Linked DNA regions of Homo sapiens: region 2 is linked to region 1. The links are chromatin loops, found by intact Hi-C in ENCODE. Cell type or tissue: heart left ventricle. All regions are shown on one strand. Links, peaks and the distances in the headings refer to the core of each region. The heading gives the core; the rest is flanking DNA. Region 1 overlaps LOC107985664 (a long non-coding RNA gene). Region 2 has its middle 110 kb from the start of NEXMIF.

The links. Peaks named below come from ENCODE experiments on the same cell type or tissue, not always from the same donor. Only the 100,000 strongest peaks of a DNase experiment are listed, where the experiment ranks them.
Region 2: it touches region 1 in a loop (4-fold over the local background); 17 of 110 quality-filtered maps call a loop at or near these places.

The regions. Positions count from the first base shown.
Region 1 is chrX:75,600,585-75,608,922 of GRCh38, reverse strand. LOC107985664 (a long non-coding RNA gene) reads right to left here. Exons shown (of 5, transcript XR_007068273.1): 2 at 3,901-4,005. Among named protein-coding and RNA genes, the nearest start is that of ZDHHC15, 82 kb to the right of the region's middle. In heart left ventricle, for the core only: a CTCF peak has its summit at 4,876; no DNase peak of the experiment used is centred there.
Region 2 is chrX:75,035,905-75,044,242 of GRCh38, reverse strand. No RefSeq gene overlaps it. Among named protein-coding and RNA genes, the nearest start is that of NEXMIF, 110 kb to the right of the region's middle. In heart left ventricle, for the core only: a CTCF peak has its summit at 5,126 (motif pointing left); no DNase peak of the experiment used is centred there.

The sequences.
Region 1 (8,338 bases), core at 326-8,325:
CAGACTGGATGTTACTTCCTTCCAGAAGCTGACATGGAAACACAAGTCCAGATGAGGTGGCCCTCTTATGAGTTTCCAGTAAACCCAGTGCAAACATTCCATTTTTATGGTACATCAGACCATATTGTGTTGTACTTTCCAAATTCCTGTGGTGTCAAGATTTTTAGTATCTAGCATAGTGGTTGGATGGAGTAGGTTGGCTCTTATACAGTAAATGAATAAATGCAAAAAACAATAAATGCGAGGGATATAGGTATGCCTGTAGACCACAATATACCTCCACACGCTCTTCACTTCTATCTCTTCCAATTATTGGCAGATTCACCCAGATCAAACCCTTCCCATACCCATGACCTCACATTTCATCTGCATAAGGTCCATAATACATGAGACTATCTTCTCCACCTTGTTTTTACAGTGCATTGTCTGAGACTTCTCTGTCAGCAGCATGGCATCTCTTTATTGTCCATATTCCACATAACTTACAACATACAATATTCAAGGACCTGGGGGCATGACATAAGGATGGGTGTGGGGGAGAGGGTGCTGATCTAGGAAACAGTGGCGGACCACTGAGGCTTGAACACTAATAAGGCAGCAAGCCTCAGCAGAACTTCTAGATCATGTATTATCCTTGGGACCTTGTTTTATGAACTCTAGCTTACCTCAATAGTGTGTTGTGGTTTCAGTATAGAAGTTTGAAGAAGGTGGAGAAATTTGAAAACAGTTCTTATGGGAAATGGATAAGAGAACTCATCAGAAAAATGGAGAAGGATGAATAGGCTAGGCTGGAGGCCTTACCTTTCCCACAGTGGGGAAAATAACAAAAGATAAAAAGAGATGTCCAGTGAGTTTTCCCAGGTCACACACACCTTAGTGGTCTGATCAGGAGTAGAATCAGGAGTAGAACCATGATGCTGTAACTGGAGTCTTGGTTCATTTCATGTTGCTTCTTCACAGGAAAAAGTACCCAGTTGACTGTGGGCCAATGTGTGGGTTATGAAGGTGAAAGGACTACATAATTAAAGTCTTATTAGAGAATATGGATAACTTGTTGAAAAAGACCAGTAAGACAAGAATGTTTTGAGTTTAAAAGATCCCCAACTTGTCTTTACTTACTTTCTTATGTACATTTGGAAAACCAAAAGCCACCAACCGTAGCTTAATATATGTGGACTAGGATATTTAGAGTGAAAAAATAGTAATAACACATCTTGACTATTTCCACCTAACTCTACTAGCTAGGCCTTAATGTATACACCAATCATACCTGTGGTGCAAAACAGGAGAAGAAAAATACCTCCTCGGATTATGAATTGCAGCACAGCAATTGACCAAGTCTCTGCATGTTTACAAGTAAAGGAAAATGCACAAAGGTCCCTTTTGTTTGATGGTGTTTCTGATTATCATAAAGAAGGATCAATGAAACCATCAGAAAAACATCAGCTTTTGGACGCGTTACAGAGTTCTCATGCTTCATAGTCCCTGGATTCTAGCTCGAATTCTAATCAATGGTGGTATGAGGAGGCCAAATTCGAACCATAAGATACCAGTACAAGATGCCTGAAATGCCAGGCAAAGTACTGTGTTGGAGAAATGTACAAGGAAAAGCAGGTACCTGCCTTGGAAGAGCAATCATCCTAGTCTGAGAAACCAATCATTTATGGATAAATACAGAAAACAATAAAACGGGGGAAAACCCAGATTGACTTTGGTTCAGTGGACTCAACTGTGGGAAAGTCCTCCTTTCTTTAGTCTTATTTTACAAGAATTTGTAGATATTTTAAATATTTGCATATAAAGGAAATTTGAATGTGAAAAATAAGGAAATTTGAAAAATACCCAATTCCAGAATGAAACACATGATGAAGTGACCTTTGTTTGAAATATTCAGTGGTGTCTTGATGCCAGCATACTCCTCTAATGAATCTGAAGTCCACTTCTGATTGAGTATGGTAAGCACCTTCTTTGCTCACATGGTCTTTGGCTTTCTCAATTTGAAGACCCACCCCACCTTATTGTGAACCGCAGAGACAGTATGGCCTAACTATAGAAATCCTGGCCAGAAGTCCTAAAGGAGGTTTTTGGAATATGCCTCAAGGTGTAGCAGGAGAGAGAGTGGCCCTTGAAAACAAATCTTGGGGCAAAAGCAAGGTGGGTTTCTTCCCACTTTCACCTCTTCTGCTCACCTTCATCACCTCCACTCCAGTTTCTACTACTCTAGGAAACATATTACACTGGTCAGTCACTGAGGCTGAATACTAGCCATCATACCCACCCCACTTTTATCCAGTTCTACACTTTTGACCTCTGGAAGGCCACACCACTCAATCAACTCTTTACTCACATGTCCCATATCCTGGTGTGAGCCCTGATTGTATCTCACCTGAACTGCTAGGAGAGCCTCCCAAATGACATGCACATCAGCAGTCTCTCTCCCCTTAGTTCATCAGAAAGGTTTTATCATTCCCAGAGTAATCTGTCTAGTGTGCAATGTAAACTCTATTTCATTCCATTGTCCCAACTTTCATTCACTTGTAACACATATATCATGTATATACATATATACTATACATGTATAGTATATATATACTATACATGTATAGTATATATATACATATATAGTATATATACATATATATACATATATACTATACATGTATAGTATATATACACATATATACATATGTATATATAGTGTCTACTATGAGCCAGGCACTCTTCTGAGCATTTGAGAGAACAAATACTTGTTTAACTTCTCCTCCAACATGAACCTTCAGGCTCAACCCTAGGGAAAATTTCTGCAGAGAAAACCCCTCGATTAAACAGACAGGGACATCAAGAGAGGGAGAGGGAGTGGGTCTGAACCCTGCTTGCTTTCTAGCCCAGAAGACATCTCAATAGCTTATGTTTCACCTACAACTGACTCTTGAAGCTCTAGCATCCATCTTCAATAGTATCTACAAAAAGTGTATCAAAAGTTTACCTAGTCACCTACCATTTCTCTGTACAGAAACATTACTAACTACCATACACTGTTCTAAGACATTTATATATGTTAACTCATTTAATCATAACAAATTACCATTTTATCCCCATGGTATGGATGATTCTAAATCATATAAATATCATAGCTGCTAAGTAGTGATGCTTGGATTCAAACCCAGGAAGTCTAGCTCCAAAGCTTGCTTCCCCAGTGATCCAAGAATCAAACTCAAGCCTCTAACATGAAGTTATCTTCCCTTATATTCAAATTATGCTCACTTCTCACCTCATCCTAAAGTCTCCACAGATGTCATGGGTTAGAATTAACTCCTCTCTCACTGAATGAGCTCTTTTCTTCATCTTCTCCCTTTTCCTTACTCTCCTTTATTGTGAACTCATGATATCTCTGTATCCTCCCACAGAAACACTGGGAACTAGAAAAGATGTGTTCATGGATTTCAAAGTATTTCAAATGGATTTCAGGTATCTCAGAGCTCATCTGGCTCTACCCCCTTAATAAAGGTGAGAAACCAGACATCAGACATATTAAGCAATATTCCCCATGCCAGTAAGATACTTAATGATAAACTTCAACTCCTTTCTAGAAGGAGCTTTTCACAACTCCTGTTCTAGAATTCTTTCTAGTCTACATGCTGGTTCTGGATTACCCCCCAATGAATACAACAATGTACCTACAGTCAACAATACTGTATCGTACACTTAAAAATGTATGACAAGTATAGATCACATGTAAAAATAACATAAAATTAATAAAGTAAAAAAATGTCCATTAGTGATGGGGTTACCAGATTGAGAGGACTTAGATTCAGGAAAGATGGAGAAGAAAGAAGGAAATAGTGAAAACAGGAAAAAATAAAAAAGGAAGTGGGGAGGGCAATCCCACTTGCTACTCACCTGTGTCCTAGAACTGTTACCTCTTAGGAAATTTTCAGGCAGGGTCAGAAGCCATCAGTCGTTTGAGTAACAAGATGATAAAATCTGTGCATGAACACATTCAATCTGCAAGAAATATATTGACAAAATTGTAACTAGTCATTATTTACTTTAATTGTTCCATGCCAAAATAATTAGAGATTGAAAGCAGAACAAAAGTCACAGTAGACCTACCCCATTATACTCTTTTCATTTACACTTTCAATTTAATTCCCATGATGTGTAGCTCATGGCTGCCTGCCATTCCTGGCTTCTTGAGGCTAGTGCCAAAAGATAGGCCAGTCTCCCTTGAAAGTGTATAAGGGAGGACCGCGCACTGAATTGACACACTCAGTGTGTGTTTAAGGTTGAGACTAAAGACTTTTGGTTGAGAATTATGGCTATCCCCTGGAAAAGTAAGGGCAGCCCTGAGGACTAAGACATCCAGGCTTCTACATGATAGGGGTGGTGCTTTGCACAACTGGGACTGGATCTTGACTTGGCATCTTCTTGTGCTTTCACATCCTAACAAGGCTTCAACTGGAAGGCAACTATCCTGGCCTTGAAGGATAGGCAAAGGATGACAAAGAGGGGCAGTTCATAAATTCAGTAGTTCCTGCCATAGACCACCTATGAAAAGTAACCCTCAAAACTCATTAAGGTGTTATTCTTAGTCCATGGCATTGTAGATATGGCAAAGCTGAAGGCAGTTTCTTGAAAGAAGATACTATTTTTATACCTGACATTTATATGAATTAGCCTCACAAGGCAAAAAAAAGACACCAGGTCCACCCTCCACAGCCTCTCCTAATAAGCAGACTTTACCAGTGTATTTCTGGTGAGAGTGTACCTGGTCATCTATATCAATTTTGACAAAGAAGAAAAACTGTCTCAGCAATGTGATCTTTGCAATTGGTCTTTTTTAAGCCCTCATCAAGAAATCTTGTCTAGCAGATTGTGATACTGTCATATAGACACTAGGGGCACTGTTGCCTAAGAAATACAGATACTGGCAGACCAGCCCTAGGGAAAATTTCTGCAAAGAAAACTCTTTCTGCAGAAAGAAATGTAGTGGTCATTTCAAACAGAAATTACAGAAATGGGAGGGTATTTCTTCTATCTTTTTGTACTATGTTCCTCTCTCTGTCCTCTCATTTTCTCAGAATTAGAAATCCTCCTTTCTCGACATACACATGCATACACATACAAACACACACAAACACACACACACACACACTTCAGTCAAATCCTGGAAAACCTATCTTCACTGGCACATCTAAATGCTAATCCCTTTTATCTACTTGCTCTCAGTGCTCGCTAGTTCTTTTTTACCCTGTTTTGATCTCTCTGGCCCCTGAATCTAGATTTCTTCTTCTCAGTGCTTCCAAATGTCTCTATCTAAAACTCAAATTTAATCTCTTAGCATTTCCCTGCATAGAAACCTCGAATAATACAGGATGCTCCATCTCATACATCAAGGGCTGGCAAAATATTTCTGCAAAGGGCCAAATAGTAGTTATCTTAGCCTCTGTGGGCCATATGGTCTCTACTGCAACAATTCAATTCTGCAGTCATCACACAAAAGCAGCCACAGACAATACATAAGTGAATGGATGGCTGTATTCCAATAAATTTTTATTTACAAAAACTGGTAATAGGCTAGCTTTGACCAGCTGCCTGTAGTTTCCTTGACTTAGTATTATCAAGCATAGCCTCCCTTCAGCGAAACTTGCTCCCTATTCCTGGTTTTTGATATTTCTCTAGCATGAAGACAAGACATCCTCATTCCACATACCCATGAACTAATTCATATAGAAAGCCTGCTCTGTTTATCCCAGCAGTCCATCAGCCCCACTCACTTTCTGACTCTGAAATATGCAAGCATAGAGTTCCATAGTAGGATAAACTAGTAGGAATACTCACCAAGCACCACATAAAATACTTACAATAGAGGCAGAGATATGAGGACTACTAAGAGATTTCCTACCAAGTCACTGTGAGGGCAGTGTTAATGAGACAGGAGTATTTAATCATAGGCAAAATAACAATAATAGTAGGTAACACAGAAAGAAGAAATGATTGAAGGGAAGTAGTAAAGGCAGAGAAAGCTACTAGGAGATTTTCTGTTTCTACTCACCTTCGTTCAAGGATCTTTGGCCTCTTATGAGGTAGCAAAGCATAATATTGAAGAGCCTTGGCCACGGAGTCAGGCTACCTAAGTTCTCAATATTGGCTCAATCACTTACTTTCTATATGAATTGTAGGCAAGTCTGTGTCTTAATTACTACATCTCCAAACAGGGAATGATAATGGTATAACCTCTGAGAGTTTTTAACATGATTAAACAAACGGTGCACAGAAAGCAGTTAAAGCAGGGCCTCAGCCAAGATGGCCAAATAGGAACAGCTACCAACATGAGAAACACAAAAAACAAATGATTTCTGCATTTCCAACTGAGGTACCAGGATCATCTCACTGCGGATTGTCAGAAAGTGGGTGTAGGACAATGGGTGTAGCACAGTGAGTGTGAGCCGAAGCAGGGAGAGGCATCGCTTCACCTGGGAAGTGCAAGGGGTCAGGGAATTCTCTTTCCTAGCCAAGGAAAGGGGTGACAGACGGCACCTGGAAAATCGGGTCACTTCCACCCAAATACTGCGCTTTTCTCACAGTCTTACCAAATGGCACATCAGGAGATTATATCCCGTGCCTGGCTCGGAGGGTCCCACGCCCACGGAGCCTCACTCATTGCTGGCACAGCAGTCTGAGATCAAACTGCAAGGCCGCAGCGAGGCTGGGGGAGGGGCGCCCGCCATTGCCAAGGCTTGAGTAGGTAAACAAAGTGGCCAGGAAGATCGAACTGGGTGGAGCCCACCCCAGGTCAAGGAGGCCTGCCTGCCTCTGTAGACTCCACCTCTGGGGGCAGGGCATAGCCAAACAAAAGGCAGCACAAGCCTCTGCAGACTTAAATGTCCCTGTCTGACAGCTTTGAAGACAGTAATCGTTCTCCCAGCATGCAGCTGGAGATCTGAGAACGGACAGACTGCCTCCTCAAGTGGGTCCCTGACCCCCGAGTAGCCTAACTGGGAGCCACCAACCAGTAGGGGCAGACTGACACCTCACAAGGCCAGGTACTCCTCTGAGACAAAACATCCAGATGAAGAATCAGGCAGCAACCTTTGCGGTTCACCAATATGAGCTGTTCTGCAGGCTCCGCTGAGGATATCCAGGCAAACAGGGTCTGAAATGGACTTCCGGCAAACTCCAACAAACCTGCAGCTGAGGGTCCTCACTGTTAGAAGAAAAACTAACAAACAGAAAGGACATCCCCACCAAAACCCCATCTGTACGTCACCATCATCAAAGACCAAAGGTAAATAAAACCACAACGATGGGGAAAAAACAGAGGAAAAAAAATGAAAATTCTAAAAATCAGAGTGCCTCTCCTCCTCCAAAGGAATGCAGCTCCGAACCAGCAATGAACACAGGTGGATGGAGAATGACTTTGACGAGTTGAGAGAAGAAGGCTTCAGACGATCAAACTACTCTGAGCTAAAGAAGGAAGTTGAATCCATGACAAAGAAGTTAAAAACCTTGAAAAAAGATTAGACAAATGTCTAACTAGAATAACCAATGCAGAGAAGCCCTTAAAGGACCTGATGGAGCTGAAAACCATGGCACGAGAACTACGTGATGAATGCACAAGCCTCAGTAACCGATGTGATCAACTGGAAGAAAGGGTATCAGTGAAGGAAGATCAAATGAATGAAATGAAGCGAGAAGAGAAGTTTAGAGAAAAAAGAATAAAAAGAAATGAACAAAGCCTCCAAGAAATATGGGACTATGTGAAAAGACCAAATCTACGTCTGACTGGTGTACCTGAAAGTGACGGTGAGAATGGAAACAAGTTGGAAAACACTCTGCAGGATATTATCCAGGAGAACTTCCCCAATCTAGCAAGGCAGGCCAACATTCAGATTCAGGAAATACAGAGAATGTCACAAAGATACTCCTCGAGAAGAGCAACTCCAAGACACATAATGGTCAGATTCACCAAAGTTGAAATGAGGAAAAAATGTTAAGGGCAGCCAGAGAGAAAGGTCGGGTTACCCACAAAGGGAAGCCCATCAGACTAACAGCTGATCTCTCAGCAGAAACTCTACAAGCCAGAAGACAGTGGGGGCCAACATTCAACATTCTTAAAGAAAAGAATTTTCAACCCAGAATTTCATATCCAGCCAAATTAAGCTTAATAAGTGAAGGAGAAATAAAATCCTTTACAGACAAGCAAATGCTGAGAGATTTTGTCACCACCAGGCCTCCCCTACAAGAGCTCCTGAGGGAAGCACTAAACATGGAAAGGAACAACTGGTACCAGCCACTGCAAAAGCATGCCAAATTGTAAAGACAGTCGAGGCTAGGA
Region 2 (8,338 bases), core at 195-8,194, 560 kb after region 1:
TTGCTATTGTGAATAGTGCCGCAATAAACATACGTGTGCATGTGTCTTTATAGCAGCATGATTTATAATCCTTTGGGTATATACCCAGTAATGGGATGGCTGGGTCAAATGGTATTTCTAGTTCTAGATCCCTGAGGAATCGCCACACTGACTTCCACAGTGGTTGAACTAGTTTACAGTCCCACCAACAGTGTAAAAGTGTTCCTATTTCTCCACATCCTCTCCAGCACCTGTTGTTTCCTGACTTTTTAATGATCACCATTCTAACTGGTGTGAGATGGTATCTCATTGCGGTTTTGATTTGCGTTTCTCTGATGACCAGTGATGATGAGCATTTTTTCATGTATCTGTTGGCTGCATAAATGTCTTCTTTGAGAAGTGTCTATTCATATCCTTCGCCCACTTTTTGATGGGTTGTTTGGTTTTTTCTTGTAAATTTGTTTGAGTTCATTGTAGATTCTGCATACTAGTCCTTTGTCAGATGAGTAGATTGCAAAAATTTTGTCCCATTCTGTAGGTTGCTTGTTCACTCTGATGGTAGTTTCTTTTGCTGTACAGAAGCTCTTTAGTTTAATTAGATCCCACTTGTCAATTTTGGCTGTTGTTGCCATTGCTTTTGGTGTTTTAAACATGAAGTCCTTGCCCATGCCTATGTCCTGAATGGTATTGCCTAGGTTTTCTTTTAGGGTTTTTATGGTCTTAGGTCTAACATTTAACTCTTTAATCCATCTTGAATTAATTTTTCTATAAGGTGTAAGGAAGGGATCCAGTTTCAGCTTTCTACATCTGGCTAGCCAGTTTTCCCAGCACCATTTATTAAACAGGGAATCCTTTTCCCATTTCTTGTTTTTGTCAGGTTTGTCAAAGATCAGATAGTTGTAGATAAGTGGCATTATTTCTGAGGGCTCTGTTCTATTCCATTGGTCTATATCTCTGTTTTGGTACCAGTACCATGCTGTTTTGGTTACTGTAGCCTTGTAGTATAGTTTGAAGTCGGGTAGCGTGATGCCTCCAGCTTTGTTCTTTTGGCTTAGGATTGACTTGGTAATGCGGGGTCTTTTTTAAAGTCCATATATATGAACTTTAAAGTAGTTTTTTCCAATTCCGTGAAGAAAGTCATGGGTAACTTGATGGGGATGGCATTGAATCTATAAATTACCTTGCCTTTGTCCATGTTTAATGGAGTTACTTGTTTTTTGCTTGTTGAATTGTTTATATTCCTTATAGATTCTGGATAATAGACCTTTTTCAGGTGCATACTTTGTGAATATTTTCTCCATTTTGTACATAGTCTTTTTACTTGCTTGATAGTTTATCTTGCTGTTCAGAAGCTCTTTAGTTTAATTAGGTCCCACTTGTCACTTTTTGTTTGGTTGTAATTGCTTTTGAGGACTTAGCCACAAATTCTTTGCCAAGTCTGATGTTGAGAAGGGCATTTCCTAAGTTTTCTTCTAGGATTTTTGTAGTTTGAGGTTTTAATCCATCTTCAGTTAATTTTTATATATGATGCTAGGTATGGGTCCAGTTTCAGTCTTCTGCATATGGCTAGCCAGTTATCCCAGCACCATTTATTGAATGGGGTGTCCTTTCCCCATTGCTTATTTTTGTCAACCGTGTTGAAGATTAGATGATTGTAGGTATGCAGCTTTATTTCTAGGTTCTTGATTATGTTCCATTGGTCTATGTGTCTTTTTTTTTTTTTTTGTATCAGTACCATGCTGTTTTCGTTACTATAGCCTTGTAGTATAGTTTGAAGTCAGGTAATGTGATGCCTCTGGCTTTGTTCTTTTTTTCTTTCTTTCTTTCTTTCTTTCTTTTTTTTTTTTTTTTTGGTTCCATATGAATTTTAGAATAGTTTTTTCTAATTTTGTAAAAAATTACATTGGTGGTTTGATAGAAATAGCATTGACTCTGTAAATTGCATTGGGCAGTATGGCCATTTTAATGATGCTGATTTTTCCAATCCATGGGCATGGAATATCTTCCATTTATTTGTGTCATCTCCGATGTCCTTTAGCAGTGTTTTGTAATTATCCTTATAGAAGTCCTTTACCTCTTTGGTTAGCTGTGTTCCTAGGTGTTTTATTCTTTAAAAAAAATCCTTAGAACATCATTAATAGGATCAAAATGTTACACTGCAAAATGTCCATGCATCAACTGTCCATGCATCAAATGACACTATGCATCAACTAGACCTAACAGACATCTATAGAACACGCCACCCAAAATCAGAATACATGTTGTTCAGGTGGGCCATAAAACAAGCCTCAGTAAATTTAAAGTGATTGAAATGGTACAAAGAATGTTCTCTGACCACAATAAGAATGAAATTAGAAATTATTAGTGGAGGGAAACTTGGAGATGTCATAAATATATGGAAATTTAAAAACATAATTTAAATATAGGATAAGGAAGAAATCACAAGGGAATTTAGAAAATACTCTGAGATAAATGAAAAGGAAAACACAAGAAAAACATGTGGAATGCAGCAAAAGCTGTGGCTAGGGGGAAGTTTATAGTTGTAAATACCTATATTTAAAAACAAGGAATATCTCAAATTAATAACAGCCATTCACATTAAGAAACTAGAAAAAAAGAGCAAACTAAATGCAAAGCAAGCAAAATAAAAGAAATATTAGAGCATAAATTAATGGAGGATAGAAAATCAGTAAATAAAATTAATAAAACTATGAATTGTTTTTTGAAATATCACAAAATTCTCAAGTCTTTTAACTACACTGGCAAGTAACAAAATACTTAAGACTCAGATGATTAAAATAGTGAAAGAGGAGACATCACTATGAATCCACAGAGGTAAAAAAAATATTTTAGAAGAGTACTATATATAAATGCCAACAAATTAGGAAACTTAGATGAAATGGACAATTTCATAAAAGGACACAAAACTGACTTAAGAAATAACATGAATAGATCTATAACAAGTAAAGAGAATAAATTACTAATAAAAACTACCCACAAAGACAAGCCCAGGCCTAGATGGCTTCCTCAGTGAATTCTACAAAATATTTAAAGAGGCACTGATACCAACACTTCACAAACTTTTTCAAGATATACAAGAGGAGAGAACTTTTCTCAGTTCATTCTGTGAGGCCAGTATTATCTTGAAACCATAACAAAAGACATCACAAGAAAACTTCAGATCAATTTTTCTTAGATATATAAATGCAGAAATCCTCAATGAAATACAAGCTAACTGAGTCCAACAACATTTTTAAAAAATCATATGGGAGAGGGAAGCAGAGCAACATGCCTGAATAGAGGCTTCCCACAATCATCCCGTCACCGCCCCCACAGGAACACCAAATTGAATAACTATCCACATGAAAAAGCACCTTCGTAAGAACCAAAAATCAGGCGACCAATCACAGTATCTGATTTTAAAATCATATTACGGAAGGAGGCACTGAAGAGGGTAGTCTCGAGTTGCCAACACCACTCCTCCCCCATCCCTCTGCAGCAGCAGGGGCCATGTGGCATAGAGGGAGAATCTGTGAGCTTTGAGGAGAGAGAGAGAACAGTGATAGTGGGACTTTGCATTTGAACTCAGTGCTGCACTGTCACAGCAGAAAGCAACACTGGACAGAACTCAGCCAACATCCACACAGGGAGTATATAGACCAGCCCTAGCCAGAGGCAAACTGTCCATTCCAGCACTGGCAACCTGAGTTCTGGCAAGCCCTGCCAAGGTGGGCTAAAGTGCTCTGGGGTTCTAAATAAACTTAAAAGGCAATCTAGGCCACAAGGACTGCAATTCCGGGGCAAGTCTTGGTGCTGTGCTGAACTCAAGGTCAGTGGATTTTAACTTGATCTAGTGAGACATCAGCCAGGGCTGTCAAGGGAGTGCTTACATCCCAGCTCCCTGACCCCAGACAGCACAGCTTGCAGCACTAGGAGAGACTCCTTTTTTTCTGCTTGAGGAGAGGAGAGGAGAGTAAAGAGAATTTAGTCTTGCAACATGGATACCAGCTCATACACAATAGGATAGGACACGAGGCAGAGTCCTGGGGCCCCCATTCCAGCCTCTACCTCCCGGATGACATTTCTAGACACACCCTGGGCCAGAATGGAACCCACTGCCTTGAAGGGAAGGACCCAGTCCTGGAAGAATTCACACCTTCTGAGAAAAGAGCACTGGGCCCCTGAATAATCAGCAGTAGTAGCCAGGCAGTACTCACCAAAGGCTTGAGTGAGACTCAGAGTTGTGTCAGTGAGTGTGACCCAGCATAATCCCGGCTGTGGTGGTTATAGGGAGAGACTCCTTCTGTTTGAGGGAAGTAAAGCAAAGAGTAAAGAGGACATTGTCTTACATCTTGGGTACCAGCTCAGCCACAGTGTGAGCACCAAGTGAGCTCTTGTGCTCCCCTGACTACAAGCCTTGCCTCTTGGACGGCATTTCTGGACCTGCCTTGGGCCAGAGGGGAGCACACTGCCCTGAAGGGAGAGACCCAGGCTGGCACCATTCACCGCAACCTGACTGAAGAGTGCTTGGACTTTGAGTGAGCATTGGTGGCAGCCTGGCAGTACTCCCTGCAGGCCTGGGGTGGTGATGGCCATGGAGAGCCTGAGGAAATGGGAGGAAAGACTAGGAAAGATTTTGTCTTGTGGCTTGAGTGTCAACTCACCCACATTAGAGTAGAGCAAGAGATAGAGTCCTAAAGTTTTGGACTCTAGGACCTGGTTCCTGGAAGGAATTTCTGGACCTAGCCAGGGCTGGGGGAAGCTCATTGCCCTGAAGGAAAGGACACAAGGCTGGCTGGATTTTCTACCTTCTGACTGAAGAGCCCTTGGTCCTTGAGTGAACATGAGTGGTGGCCAGGCAGTGGTCCCTTGCGGGCCTTCGATGAGACCAAGTGATGCGCTGCAATCGAGTCTGACTTAGTGCAGTCTTAGTAGTAGTGGCCCCAGGTATACTGGTGTCACCCCTTTCCCAGCTCCAGGCAGTTCAGCACGGAGAGAGAGAGACTCCATTTGTTTGCAGAAAAGGAAAGAGAACAAAAGCCTCTGCCTGTTAGTCTAAGGAATGCTCCCAGATCTTATACAAAACACCAAGTTGATGGTACCTCCACAAGTCTGCAAGAGCCACAGTGTTACTGGAATTGGGGTGCCCCCTAATGGAGATATGGCTGCAGTAACCAAATACTTAGATCACAATACCCAAGACCCTTTGGATGCTTAGAAATTCTTCTCAAGAAGGATGGATACAAAGAAGCCCAGACTGCAAAGACTACAATAAATACCTAAATCATCAATACCCAGACATGGATGAACATACATAAGTCAGGACCATTTAGGAACACATAACTTCACCAAACAAACTAAATAAGGCAGCAGTGACTAATCTCAGAGAGACAGAGATATGAGACCTTTCAGACACAGCATACAAAGCACTTGTTTTGATGGAGCTGAGTGAAATTCAAGATAACACAGAGACGAAATTTCAGTGGAAAGAAACAAAAAGAATCAAGCAGAAATTCTGGAAGTGAAAATTTTATTTGACATACTGAGAAATGTATCAGAGCCTCTTAGTAGCACAATTGATCAACCAGAGGGAAGAATTAGCTTAAAGACAGGCTATTTGAAAACATACAGTCAGAGGAGACAAACAAACAAACAAACAAAAAACAATAAAAAAGAAGGAAGCATGCCTACAAGACCTAGAAAATAGCCTCAAAAGGGCAATTCTAAGAGATAATGGCCCTGAAGAGGAAGTAGAGATAGAAATAGGGGAAGAAAGTTTATTCAAAGCGATAATAACAGAGAACTCCACAAACCTAGAGAAAGATATCAACATCCAAGTACAAGAAGGTTATACAAGATAAAGCAGATTTAACCCAAAGACTACCTCAAGGCATTTAATAATCAAACTACCAAAGCTCAAGGATAAAATGGACCCTAAAAGCAACAAGAGGAAAGAAACAATTCTCAGTGAAAACCTCACAGGCCTGGAGAGAGTGACATGACATATTTAACATACTGAAAGACAAAAACTTTTACCCTAGAAAATAATGTATCTGTCAAAAATATCCTTTAGGCATGAAAGAAAGAAAGACCTTCCCAGACAATCAAAAGCTGAGGGATTTCATCAACACCAGACCTGTCCTACAAGAAATGCTAAAGGGAGTACTTCAATCAGAAATAAAAGGATGTTAATGAGCAAAAGTAAATCATCTGAAGACACAAAACGCGCTGATAATAGTAAATACACAGAAAAACACAGACTTTTAGACCATTGTAATTGCAGTGTGTAAATCTATCTTAAGTAGAAAGACTAAAGGAAGAACAAATAAAAAGTAATAACTACAACAAAGTTAAAATGTAGAGTTTTTGTTACTTGTCTTTTTGTTTATGAAATCAGTAGTAAGTTGTCATCAGTTTAAAATAATGTCTTATAAGATAGTATTTGCAAGCCTCATGGTAACCTCAAATCAAAAAACATACACCACATACACACAAAAAAAGCAAGAAATTAAAACATATCACCAGAGAAAATCACCTTTACTAAAATGAAGACAGGAAAGAAGGAAGAGAAGACCACAAAGAACCAGAAAACACATAACAAAATGGCAGGAGCAAGTCCTTGCTTATCAATACTAACATTGAATGTAAATGGATGAAACTCTCCAATTAAAAGACATAGAGTTGGCTGAATGGATATACCCATAAGACCCAATACTCTTGCCTACAAAGAGCACACTTCCCCTATAAAGACACGTATAGACTGAAAATAAAGGGATGAACAAAGATATTCCATTCGAATGGAAACCCCAAAAAAAAAGAGCAGGAATAACTATACTTATATCAGGAAAAAATATATCACAAGACAAAACCTATAAAATAGAAAAGAAATGTCATTATATAGTAATAAAGGGGTAAATTCAGCAAAAGGATATAACAATTATAAATATGTAAATATAAATATGTAACCAACAATAGAGCACCCAGATATATAAAGAAAATATTACTAAAGAGTGGTAGACCACAATGCAATAATAGCTGGAGACTTCAACACCTCACTTTCAGCATTGGACAGAAAATCAACAAGGAGAGGGTTGCTGGCAAGATGGCCGAATAGGAACAGCTCTGGTCTGCAGTTCCCAGTGAGATCAACACAGAAGGTGAGTGATTTCTGCATTTCCAACTGAGGAGACACCTCCCAGTAGGGGCTGACAGGCATCTCATACAGGAGAGCTCTGGCTGGCATCTGACGGGTGCCCCTCTGGGACGAAGCTTCCAGAGGAAGGAACAGGCAGCAATCTTTGCTGGTCTGCATCCTCTGCTGGTGATACCCAGGCAAACAGGGTCTGGAGCGAACCTCCAGCAAACTCCAGCAGACCTGCAGCAGAGGGGCCTGACTGTTAGAAGGAAAAGTAACAAAGGGAAAGGAATAGTATCAGCATCAACAAAAAGGACGTCCACTCAGAGACCCCATCCAAAGGTCACTGACTTCAAAGACTAAAGGTACATAAATCCATGAACGTGGGGAGAAACAAGTGCAAAAAGGCTGAAAGTTCCAAAAACCAGAATGCCTCTTCTACAAAGAATCACAACTCCTCGCCAGCAAGGGGACAAAACTGGACAGCGAATGAGTTTGACAAGTTGACAGAATTAGGCCTCAGAAGGTGGGTAATGACAAACTCCTCTGAGCTAAAGGAGCATGTTCTCACCCAATGAAAGGAAGCTAAGAACCTTGAAAAAAGGGTAGACAAATTGCTAACTAGAATAACCAGTTTAGAGAAGAATGTAAATGACCTGATGGAGCTGAAAAACACAGCATGAGAACTTCGTGAAGCATACGCAAGTATCAATACCCAAATCAATCAAGCAGAAGAAAGAATATCAGACATTGAAGATCAACTCAATGAAATAAAGCGAGCAAACAAGTTTGGAGAAAAAAGAGTGAAAAGAAATGAACAAAGCCTCCAAGAAGTATGGGACTATGTGAAAAGACCAAACCTACGTTTGATTGGTGTACCTGAAAATGACGGGGAGAATCGAACGAAGTTGGAAAACACTCTTCATGATATTATCCAGAACTTCCCAATATAACAAGGCAGACCAACATTCAAATTCAGGAAATACAGAGAACACCACAAAGATACTCCTTGAGAAGAGCAATCCCAAGACATAATCAGATTCACCAAGGTTGAAATCAACGAAAAAATGTTAAGAGCATCTAGAGAGAAAGACCAGGTTACCCACAAAGGGAAGCCCATCAGACTAACAGTGGATCTATCAGCAGAAACCCTACAAGCCAGAAGAGAATGGGGGCCAATATTCAACATTCTTAAAGAAAGGAGTTTTCAACCCAAAATTTCAT